Regions from separate parts of the Homo sapiens genome. Here region 2 is linked to region 1. The links are chromatin contacts, found by Hi-C or POLR2A ChIA-PET in ENCODE. All regions are on one chromosome and are shown on one strand. Each heading gives the region's core, a stretch centred on a gene start or an enhancer-like site at or near the end of the contact. The rest is flanking DNA. Distances are from core to core; before and after follow the strand shown.

Evidence for each region. Hi-C counts contacts between places; a loop is a spot of excess contacts on that map. ChIA-PET counts read pairs that join two places held with the same protein, here RNA polymerase II (POLR2A). Pooled maps may share reads with other maps.
Region 2: a loop to region 1 is called in a map of mammary epithelial cell, with 3 times the contacts of the local background. The contact joins two enhancer-like sites. A Hi-C loop is called at or near these places in 1 of 168 maps with a recorded cell type or tissue (mammary epithelial cell) and 3 of 50 pooled maps. POLR2A ChIA-PET finds 5 or more read pairs at or near these places in 3 of 52 experiments (IMR-90, OCI-LY7 and activated CD8-positive, alpha-beta memory T cell).

What each region holds. Positions count from the first base shown.
Region 1 is chr6:7,616,717-7,619,850 of GRCh38, forward strand. No RefSeq gene overlaps it. Among named protein-coding and RNA genes, the nearest start is that of SNRNP48, 28 kb to the left of the region's middle. Within about 2 kb of position 1,720, at least 4 of the 41 ENCODE cell types and tissues checked have a DNase peak (open chromatin) inside an H3K27ac peak, as active enhancers do.
Region 2 is chr6:7,897,723-7,900,856 of GRCh38, forward strand. It overlaps TXNDC5 (thioredoxin domain containing 5), which reads right to left. Exons shown (of 10, transcript NM_030810.5): 3 at 1,854-1,959. It overlaps BLOC1S5-TXNDC5 (BLOC1S5-TXNDC5 readthrough (NMD candidate)), which reads right to left. Exons shown (of 13, transcript NR_037616.1): 6 at 1,854-1,959. Among named protein-coding and RNA genes, the nearest start is that of TXNDC5, 11 kb to the right of the region's middle. Within about 2 kb of position 1,416, at least 5 of the 41 ENCODE cell types and tissues checked have a DNase peak (open chromatin) inside an H3K27ac peak, as active enhancers do.

The DNA.
Region 1 (3,134 bases), core at 470-2,969:
CAGACTGGACACCACCACTTGGATACCCAATCTGATTGGCATCTGAAAGCAAATACACTTAACAGCAATTTTTTTATTTCTTCTCCACTTCCCATCCTAAACAGCCTTTCTCTGGTTTTTCTCATCTCAGTAAATTGCAATTTTATTCTTCCAGTGGCTCATCTTTCACTCTTTTTCTCATATCCGCCTCTAATCCGTTGGCAAATTCTACTGATTTCAGTGTTTTCCCATTTCTTACTACCACGCTTGCCATCAGCCTAATCAAAGCCAGTATCATCCCAGACAATCAGAAAACTTTCTTCTGGGTCTGTATGCTTCCAGCTTGTCTCCCATCTTGTCTATTTCTCTGTGTAGGAGCCAGGAGCCTGCACGGTCCTATAATAATGAAGGTAAGACCATGTCACTTCTCTGCTCAGAACCCTCCAGCGGGTCCCCATCTCACACAGAGGAAAGTCCAGATTTCTCACCAAGACCTAAAGGCCCGCATGGCCTGTGCCCACCCCTCGCTCTAACCTCACCTCCCACCGTGGCCTCCCTCACCCATCCTGCATCCACTCCTTGCTCCCCAGGTGCATGAGGTTTGGTCCCATCTCATGTTCTCGCTCTTCCTCCTGTTGAAAATCTTGTTCTTCACGTCCTCTGGTTCTCTATTCCAGAGTCATCTTTTCAGAGCCGCCTTTCCAGACCCTCCTATTTAAAATTGTACTTTCTCCACCCTTTCCCCTTCCATTGTTTTCCCCTGTAGCACTTTGTAGCCTAACATAGCTTATGAGATTGTAAGTTTCACAAGCGCAGGGACTTGGTTTCTCTGCTCCCTGCTGGATGCCCAGTGCCTGGCAGATGGTGGACGCGCCACAGCTATTTGTCAGATGAATGAATGAGGACCAGTGTCCAAGGCGATCCAATTTCGAAAAAAAAGGAACATATTCTCTCTAACCTGTATACGTCTGGTTGACTAAAGCAACAGTATTTTAAATCAATTTTTAACTAATTGATGACTTATTTATATGGAGAGGAGCTGCCATTGCTCATTGTTTCTCTGTCGGGACGGAGACAGCAAGGCAGATTTTCTCTGTCCTGGGAAGAATCAGGTGAATACATTTGTTTCTGTGGACGTGCAGCAAGCTTTGTCCTAGAGGGGTGGGCCAGGGCCTCTTTGGAGACTTCAGGAGGCTGTCCCTTTCTTTGGTCCCTCCTTCAAGTGTAGGGAGATAATGAACTTCCTTTGAGGAAAGAAATGAAAACCCCAATCTTCTCCTTTTTGAGGCTGAGCATTATCCAGACTTCTACATTTGGAGATAGTGCCTGCTGAGGCGGGTCTACTGACAGAAGTAAGCTCCAAGGCCTCCCTCAGACAGCTAACCTGGTGACCTGGGTTCCATGGGATGCCCAGATTGTCATGGACATGAAAAAGGCTGTGGGCAGTGCTGGGTGGAGCACCTCTCTGCCTGGGGTACTTGCTTGTGAGTAGGATCCTGGGGATCCAGGCTTATTCTGAGTGTGGGACTTCCTGGGTGGAAATATTCTGGAAAAAGTGGAATTTTGCTGCCTTAAAGAATCACTAAGTCTTGGAACCCGCAGTAGTGCCCATGATCTCTTTGAATTAGACAAGAAGAGTGCTTGATTGTAGCTCTTGCAATCCTCACTGCCTGGCAGGGCAGCTCATTCCGGAGCAGCCTCGTTCTGGGGTAGCTGTGGTTTTCTTCAGCCCCGAGGGCATTTGCTGAGTTTTGCTTTATGTGACTGGATGGGACTGGCCTTGGAGACACTAATAAGCACGTGAGGGTTTTTGGACAATGCGAAGAGTTGGTGCCAAGCCACAAGTGGGAGATGTTGAACTTCCTGCGAATCTGGTGTGTTGTAGCCTGAGTCGGTTTCAATATGAAAAATAAGAGTGACAGTGCCTTCCTTGTATGCTAATCTGGCGAAGTGGCTCATGCTGGCCATGTAACAACCTGGCAGCCTCCTACAGAAGCAAGTGGGGTGTGGCATTCCTGCTGTCTGCATCTTCTGTTTGTCACCTCGCCCACTCTGTGGCCATATCCCTTGTCCTGATGGCTTCCATCACAGCAGCCGGGGGCAACTCAGCCTGGACTCTTCCAAGCCTTTCTCTCTGTTCCTAGCCGTGTGCGGCTAGAGAGCATCACAAGACCCCAACCTGGTGCCACGAAGGGGTAAGGACCCCAGTCACTCCCCTCCACACCTTTAACTCCCCTCTTCCTGTCTTCTTTGCTTTCCTCAAACTGACAGCCTGGCCACTTCCCACTTCACTTAGAAAATAGAAACTGGCAGACACAAACTTCTTTCCCACCCTGCCACAAAGGCTGTTCCTTTCTGGGCATCTGGGATGATGAGAGCTGATGGGTACTGAGTGCCTCCAAGGAGCTAGGGCTGCCCTACAGGCCTCACACGCTAACTCATTTAATTGTTTGTTCTCTCCTACATAAAAACCCCCAACCCCAAACCAACCAACAAAACCCAACGCACAGAGAGATTAAGCAACTTGACTGAGCTCACACAGCACTGGGATGAGACCTCAGGCAGCCTGACTCCAGAGCACCCAGCACCTGCTACGGAGCCTAGAACACAGAAGGCACCCAGGAAAAACGGGTTGAATGATTCCATGCAGGAATCTAGGAGGCTGAACTTCAGCTTTAGAGTAGAATGCCCGTCAGCTCAATATCAAACACAAAGGGAAAATAATGATGATTTTGGGGAGGAAGAAGTGGTGAGACACAGTAAATTTATACTTAAATTTTATTTTCCAATGCAAAAAATATCTTCTAAGTGAAGAACATGTGACAAATTTGCACAACTATAAAGAAGGAAAATAAAGCCACTAGGAAACACAGTACACTTTGTTCCATTTTGAAATCCAAATATCTCTGGGAAAAATACTTCTACAGGCCACTCTCCTTTACATCTTTGTCACAATGAATTTCAGATCCCCACTGACATTACTGTGATAAGTGTTTAAGATTCAGAGGTGCCAAAATGGAGATCAAAGTCCTAATTGTGGCAGGATGCGCGGTGGCTCACACTTGTAATCCCAGCACTTTGGGAGGCTGAGGTGTGTGGATCACTTGAGCCCAGGAGTTCGAGTTCAGCCTGGGAAACATGGCAAAACCTCCTCT
Region 2 (3,134 bases), core at 166-2,665, 280 kb after region 1:
GAGGTCTTTCTGCCGTCCTGATACTGGCTGCTGGTTTCTTGAATAAAGCCATCATAGAAGACTGGCTTTTTTGGTGAAATTTATTTGAGGCTATTAACTCCTCCTTAAAATTGGTTTGCTACCATCCAATATATGTGTCCCCACAAAGAGAATATTTTCACAAAGGAAACAATGTCCAATTGAAAACTATGAAAGTCACACCTGCTCATTCAGCTTTCTTGCCAGGACAAAGATGCAAATTTCCTGAGAGGTCTGTGGTTCTTTTAGCTAAAGTTAGGTAAGTCTCTGGTTCAACGACATAACATCACACACCAACAGTCTCCACCATACAGTTCAGAGAGTTTTTTTTTTTTTTCCACGATAGTTTTTGCTCTGTTGCATAGGCTGGAGTGCAGTGGCATGATCTCGCCTCACTGCAACCTCTGCCTCCTGGGTTCAAGTGATTCTCCTGCCTCAGCCTCCCAAGTAGCTGGGATTACAGGCACCTACCACCTGGCTAATTTTTGTATTTTTAGCAGAGACGACGTTTCACCATGTTGGCCAGGCTGGTCTTGAACTCTTGACCTTGGGTGATCCACCCGCCTCAGCCTCCCAAAGTGCTAGGATTACAGGCATGAGCCACCACACCCAGCCGAGTTGAGAGAGTCTTTGCAGGTGAGGGATGGAAGCACTGAATCAGCAGCCAAGTTTCTGATTAGGTCATCAGAGAAGATGGGGCAGAGCGGAAGAGCCGCACAGACACACTGGAAACTGGCAACAGTAAGCGGCAAAGCTCCAAAAGGACCACCACAGACCACCTTCAAATCAGTGGGCGCTTAGCTGATACAAGAAGGTAGTCTTAGGTATTTGTTGAAATTGAAATTACAAAGACTTCAGATGCTCTTCCTAGCTCATCAGGATCCTACAGTGTAGGAACACGAGTGTTTTTCCAGTCCCTCTCCAACACAGCAGCATGACCCACCAGGTCTACCCGGCATCCAGGGACCTGAGCACTCGGCATTAATCAGAAGGCACCACCCACAAAGGAACACTTAACCAGTGGTTTATGATCATGATGATTTATAAAAAAGTGAAGACTTCCAACATCAACTGGGGAGGGGGAGGATTATAAATCCTTTTTAGTACATAATATTCTAAGAGTCTACAATCTCCTGATATTAGCCTTAGTAAGGGAAGTGCATTAAGACACAGAGTATTAATGGTACAAAATGATGTTATAAGCAAAGCCCATTAGAGACTCGGGGACTGAGCACCGAGAAGAAAAGGAAGGATCCACCCTACGGGTACAGCTGTCGGGCTAGGCCCGAGCCAGAGGGCTGCAGGTGGTGGAGGGCAAAGGTCGGGGGGATGGGAGGAGGCTCCAGTGCTGGCTTGGATAGGAGATTCTAGGCTGGGCCCAGCCCTGACCCCAGGTGGTCCAGAGTCAGTCTCTGATGCTGGGGTACAGTTGTGAACTGTATTACCTGTGACAGTGGCAGGGTGGCAGTGTTAACAAAGAGTAAGTGCTTATCTGTGAGGCCACACAAGTGACTTCCCTGAAGACTGACTACAGCCAAACAAGGCGCAGGGTGGTGGGGAAGACAAACACCAAAATGGTGGTAACTGCTGAAACTCAGGGTTTAGCCTTCTCTTGACTTTTGTGCACATTTAGGTATTTCCACACCAAAAAGTTTCTGTAAAAGTTCATCTTTACCTGTAATACCAATAAGCTCCAAAAAAAGTAGAGTTGCTTTAAAATGGCAGCCTTAATCATTAACCTCAACTGGCCTCTGCCCCGTTACATATTACCCCAAAGATGTAGGCAGGGAGAGAGGGAGGGAGGGAGGGAGGGAGGGAAGGAGGTAGACACTCACCACTGGCTCCTCGTTCAGTGTCTGCAGCATCCAGTTTTCCAGTGTCTGGAAGTCCCGAGGACCCTGGTACTTCACAGCTTCTTGGCCTGGCTTGAAAAGCTTTAAGCTGAAAGAATAACAAAGGATTAGACAGAGCAAAAAGAAAGTTGTCTTATCAGAGAGCAAACTCATTTAGTGAAACAATCAGAAAATGAGCTGTCAAGGGGCTGCAGCCAGGCATGTATCTGCTCCTCTCTGATAAAAAGGAAACAAACATAACGTTCCAGGAGATAATACATTCAGTTAATCCTAAACTTTCAGAAGTTTCTGGTTTTATTCAAGGAAAACTAAAATGAGGTGAAAACTTCCAGCCCGCTGCTGTGACTGAGGCCTCAAAAGCTACAGTACTCAGTGCTCCTCTGCAGCAGCCTCGGGCCTTCCCTGCAAGCTACTGTTATGCTTTCCCGGCTTCAGCAGTTGTTGTCTGTGTTCAAATTAGGACTGGAGCAGACACGGTGTTGTTTTGCAATTAAGGTATTCTTCCAGGCCACCTGGCAGGTATTCAACTCTTACAAGGCCTGAATATCCAGTTACTGTGAGAATTCAAGTTTCCAGCTATAAGAACATCCTTGACATTGACTGATGCTGTCCATTCACCTTCCCATAGAGAAGGAATCTTTTCTTTTTCCTACAAATGTTGGCCTCTGAAGGAATCTGCAGAGAGGATACGGGAGTAGGTCCTTTAACCATAAGCAAAAGACATCACCAGAGGATGAAATTAACACTCAGTTCCTGTATCCCTCCAGCAGTCACGGGAAAACGTGCTCTAATACTCTAGATAAAAATTCATAGAAGGTGTCAAGGATAGGCAAAAATGTGACTACCAATAGAAGAAAAAAGAAATACAGAGTACCATTTGTTAGCAAGCCTGCTCATCTAAACACCCCTGCCACTTCTACAGCGCGTATGTGGATTTTGTGAGTAAATGCCCAATGTACGGTATCAGAATTGTAAGACGGCAACATATGTAAAATCTGACATGAAGGTTTGAATAGTGTCTTAGTTCAACGGCTGTAACAGAAGACCACAGATTGGGTGTCTTAGAAACAACAGAATCTATTTCGCCTAGCTCTAGAGACTGGGAAGTCTGAGATCAAGGTGCCAGCAGAGTCAGTGTCTGGTGAGGGCTTTCTGGTTCACAGATGGTGTCTTCTTGCTGTGCCCTCACATGGCAAAAGGGGAAACAGAACTCTCTGGGGCCTCTTTCATAAGGTATGCAACCCTATTCATGAGAGCTCCACC